Regions from separate parts of the Homo sapiens genome. Here region 1 is linked to region 2. A link is an interaction called in ENCODE POLR2A ChIA-PET data of the cell type or tissue named here. Cell type or tissue: Panc1. All regions are shown on one strand.

What was found. ChIA-PET counts read pairs that join two places held together with the same protein. Peaks named below come from ENCODE experiments on the same cell type or tissue, not always from the same donor. Only the 100,000 strongest peaks of a DNase experiment are listed, where the experiment ranks them.
Region 1: POLR2A ChIA-PET joins it to region 2 with 6 read pairs; 1 of 35 experiments calls an interaction of 5 or more read pairs at or near these places.

Annotation. Positions count from the first base shown.
Region 1 is chr2:191,452,993-191,455,492 of GRCh38, reverse strand. No RefSeq gene overlaps it. Among named protein-coding and RNA genes, the nearest start is that of MYO1B-AS1, 210 kb to the right of the region's middle. In Panc1, no CTCF peak of the experiment used is centred here; a DNase peak (open chromatin) is centred at 986.
Region 2 is chr2:190,758,851-190,761,350 of GRCh38, reverse strand. LOC124907946 (a long non-coding RNA gene) reads left to right here and starts at 850. Exons shown (of 2, transcript XR_007087780.1): 1 at 850-1,259. RefSeq lists an enhancer at 343-1,542. In Panc1, no CTCF peak of the experiment used is centred here; a DNase peak (open chromatin) is centred at 1,440.

The DNA of each region.
Region 1 (2,500 bases), 690 kb before region 2:
TCTTACAAAATTGTAGGAAATCAAATCCAGTAATATGTAAAAAGAATAATATTTCATGACCAAGAGTATCTATCTCAAGAATAAGAAGTTGGTTTAATATTCAAAAATCATGTGATACAATTACCAGGATTAATAATTAGAATTAAGGAGAAAAAATATATTGTCTTAATCAATACGGAAAAAGCATCATTAATTTCAAAACCAACTCATGATTTTAAACAAACTAGGAATATAAGGAATTTTCTCAATTTGATAAAGGGCATCTATGACAAACCTACATGTATTAATACCATCATGCCTTAATGATGACATATTACACCTTTTGCCCTAAGGAGCAAGAACAAGGCAAAGATACTCACTCTTGCTTCTAGTTAACATTGACTAGAGGTGTTAGCCAGTGCAATCAGAGAAATAAACGGCATAAATGTTGAAAATTCAGAAGTAAAACTCTATTCACAGACAATATGATTATTCATGTAGAAAATCCTAAGGAAACTGTGGCAGACACACCCTAAGGCAGGGGTCTCCAAGCCCCAGACCAGGAACGGGTACCAGTCCATGGCCTGTTAGGAACCAGGCCACACAGCAGGAGGTGAATGGCCGGTGGGCAAACATTACCACTTGAACCTCCTGTCAGATCATCAGCAGCATTAGATTCTCATAGGAGCATGAACCCTATTGTGAATTGTGCATGTGAGGGGTCTAGGTTGCGTGCTTCTTATAAAAATCTAATGCCTGATGATCGGAGGTAGAACAGTTTCATCCTGAAATTATTCCCCACCTCCAACTGTGAAAAAATTGTCTTCCATGAAACTGGTCCCTGGTGCCAAAAACATTGGGGACAGCTGCACTAAGGGACCCCAATGAGTTATACCTTTATATACCTTTATATATATAAGAAGAGTTATACCTCTTCTTGAGTGTGCAGAACCTGTGACTTGCTTCTAGTCAATAGCATATGACTAAGGTGATGAATTGTTTCCATGATTATGTTACCTTAGGTAAGACTGTCTCAGCAGACTGGAGGGAGAGATTCTCCTGCTGGCCTTGAAATAAACCAACATGTTGTGAGAGGCCTATAAGGTTCCATGGAAGTATTATTGAGCCAAGCTCATTCTGTCTGTGCACAGCAAGCCAATTGTTGTGATGATAGGTTTTGCACAAAAGCAAGAGTTTATTCATGAAGCAGCCAAGTGAGGAAGCAGGAGAACAAGTCACAAGTCAGCCTGCCCGAAGATGGGGTTTTAGGAATATTTATGGGATGGAGGAGCAAGGTGATCCAAGATATGGGAAAGGTGATTGGTGGGTAGGAAATGTGAGATAATTGGGGTTTCTGCACAAATGTAATTGAGCTACACGGCTCTTCACATGATGCATGTTCATAAAATGGTGGTGTCAGATGATCTAAGGGTGGAGTTTTGTCTCTCTGACGTCAAAAGGTCACTCTTCGGTCACCCGTACAGACCCAGAGTGGAAGGGTGGGTGGTCTCAACCAGCTTGAGTCGGAAAGAGCTGCCCCCTAGTTGCTGAAAAACAACTTTAAGCACCTGTTGCTATAGTGACCCACAGTCAGAGATGTTATCAATGAGGACGCTAGTGGGAGTTATGTACTGCTTGGCTTGCTAGTGGGAGTTTTAAGATCAACTAGAAGTAACTTATTAAAAGCAAGCAAGGCCAGTATCCTTGACTGTATCCTGTAACCCTGCAAATTTTACATATTAATTATCATAGCTGCTGTGTGAATTTTCTACTATTGCAAAACAAATAACCACAAAATTAGTAGCTTATAACTGTGTTTTAGCTTATGATTTCCATGGTTCAGCCTCTGGGCATGACTTACCTGAGCCCTCAGCTCAGGGTCTCACAGGTTGCACTCCAAGTGTCAGCTGAGCTGCGTTTCTCTCTGGAGATCAGGGTCCTCTTCTGAACTTATGCTGGTGTTGAGAGAATTCAGACCCTGTGGTTGTAGGGCTGGGGCTTCTGTTTTCTTGCTCAGCTGACACCTTGAGTGCAACCTGTGAGACTGTGACCAGAGGGCTCAGGTACGCCATGCCCAGAGGCTGAACCATGGAAACCATGAGCTAAAACACGGTTATAAGCTACTAATTTTGTGGTTATTTGTTTTACAACAGTAGAAAATTCACACAGCAACTATGATAATTAATATGTAAATTTTGCAAGGTTACAGGATACAGTCAATATACAAAAATTAATTGTATTTCTGTATACTAGTTGCAAATAACTGAAAAAATAGAATTTTAAGAATTCCACTTAGAATGTCCTCAAAAACTATACAATTATTAGAAATATATATTTCTATATATATCTAGATATATTTATATTTATATATAAGTATATATAGAAATATATATATTTCTACATATATAGAAATATATATATTTCTACATATATAGAAATATATATATTTCTACATATATAGAAATATATATATATATTTAAATGGAGTCTCACTCTGTCGCCCAGGCTGGAGTGCAGTGGC
Region 2 (2,500 bases):
GGAGGGAGAGGCGCGAGCGGGAACCGGGGCTGCGCGCGGCGCTTGCGGGCCAGCTGGAGTTCCGGGTGGGCGTGGGCTTGGCGGGCCCCGCACTCGGAGCAGCCGGCCGGCCCGGCCGGCCCTGCCGGCCCCGGGCAATGAGGGGCTTAGCACCCGGGCCAGCGGCTGCGGAGGGTGTACTGGGTCCCCCAGCAGTGCCGGCCCACCGGCGCTGCACTCGATTTCTCACCGGGCCTTAGCTGCCTTCCCGCGGGGCAGGGCTCGGGACCTGCAGCCCGCCATGCCTGAGCCTCCGACCCCCTCCGTGGGCTCCTGTGCGGCCCGAGCCTCCTTGACGAGCGCCACCCCCTGCTCCATGGCGCCCAGTCCCATCGACCACCCAAGGGCTGAGGAGTGCGGGCGAACAACGCGGGACTGGCAGGCAGCTCCATCTATCTGCAGCCCCGGTGCGGGATCCACGAGGTGAAGCCATCTGGGCTCCTGAGTCTGGTGGGGACGTGGAGAACCTTTATGTCTAGCTCAGGGATTGTAAATACACCAATCAGCACTCTGTATCTAGCTCAAGGTTTGTAAAAACACCAATCAGCACCCTGTGTCTAGCTTAGGGTTTGTGAATGCACCAATCGACACTCTGTATCTAGCTACTCTGGTGAGGCCTTGGAGAACCTTTGTGTCCACACTCTGTATCTAGCTAATCTGGTGTGGACTTAGAGAACCTTTCTGTCTAGCTCAGGGATTGTAAAGGCACCAATCAGCGCCCTGTCAAAACAGACCACTGGGCTCTACCAATCAGCAGGAAGTGGGTGGGGCCAGATAAGAGAATAAAACCAGGCTGCCTGAGCTAGTAGTGGCAACCAGCTTGCGTCCGTTTCCATGTTGTGGGAGATTTGTTCTTTCGCTCTTTGTGGTAAATCTTGCTACTGCTCACTCTTTGAGTCCACACTGCTTTTATGAGCTGTAACACTCACCGGGAAGGTCTGCAGCTTCAATCCTGAAGCCAGCGAGGCCACCAGCCCACCGGGAGGAACGAACAACTCCAGACGCACCGCCTTAAGAGCTGTAACACTCACCGCGAAGGTCTGCAGCTTCACTCCTGAGCCAGCGAGACCACGAACCCACCAGAAGAAAGAAACTCCGAACACATCCGAACACCAGAAGGAACAAACTCCAGACGCGCCAACTGTAACACTCACCGCGAGGATCCGTGGCTTCATTCTTGAAGTCAGTGAGACCAAGAACCCACCAATTCCGGACACACTGTGAGTCAGGATCAGTCTTATTATAGCTAATTAGAGCAACCCCATTGCTAAAGAGTTTAGAGCCTGGGTCAGACTTCATGGTAGCAAAGCAATGTTTTATTGTAATAGTGTAATTAGGAATGTGTGGCAATATTTTAACCCCTCCTCCCAAGAGTTCCACAATGCTTTCTTAACATGTTTATAAATATTTGCTTTTGTGCCATTTTAGGGGAGCTTTCCGTACAAACATTTGGCTTTTAATGAGTCATCCACACTCTGATTCATACCCATAAGCTTCCTGCTTTGTTATCAGTGAATATTGGGCTCAGTAACTGCCTTACTTTTATAATTTACATGAATGAATATGGAAAAGGTGGTGGAGGTAGAAAGACATATTCAGGTAAATATAAAAACACCCTGGTTTCTTTACAAGAGATTGACAAATACGGCCCAATACCCTATCATTTAAAGTAAGTGCCAGAATTGTGATGGATTTGTGTTTGGCCTTAAAAAAAAATAAAAATAAAAATAAAAACAAAAACACTTGGATAATTCTACCTGATGTTACATTTTTCTTTTTTTTTTTCTTTTCTTTTTTTTTTTTTTTTTTTGAGATGGAGTTTTCCTCTGTCACCCAGGCTGGAGTGCAGTGACGTGACCTCAGCTCGCTGCAACCTCTGCCTCCCAGATTCAAGCAATTCTCTCTCAAATTGCTCAGAAGCTGAGCAATTCTGCCTCAGCTTCCCAAATAGCTGGGATTACAGGTGCGTGCCACCAGGCTCAGCTAATTTTTGTATTTTTAGTAGAGATGGGGTTTCACCATGTTGGCCAGGCTGGTCTTGAACTCCCGACCTCAGGTGATACGCCCGCCTCGGCCTCCCAAAGTGCTGGGATTACAGGCATGAGCCACTGCGCCCAGCCTGATGTTCCATTTTTCTAATCACCAAGTGTATTTATTAGCTAAGGGTATCCCAGAAATTAAATTACCAACATAAAATTTTACTTGTGCTATTATAATTTAGCTATTAAATCCTAAAATTATCAACTGAAAGCTACTGGAAAAATAAATACTTCTCTTTCTTTTCTCCATATTGAAAGTAAAGAGAATGAGGATCCTTAGCTAAGATTTTAATTAAATCTTTTCTGAGCCAGAATTGCAAAGCTTTTCTTTGTATAAATAAGGACTCGAGTTATAAAGCATAGAACTAGCAATGAGTCTATCTTGGTCCATTTGGATTGCTATAAAGGAGTACCTGAGGCTG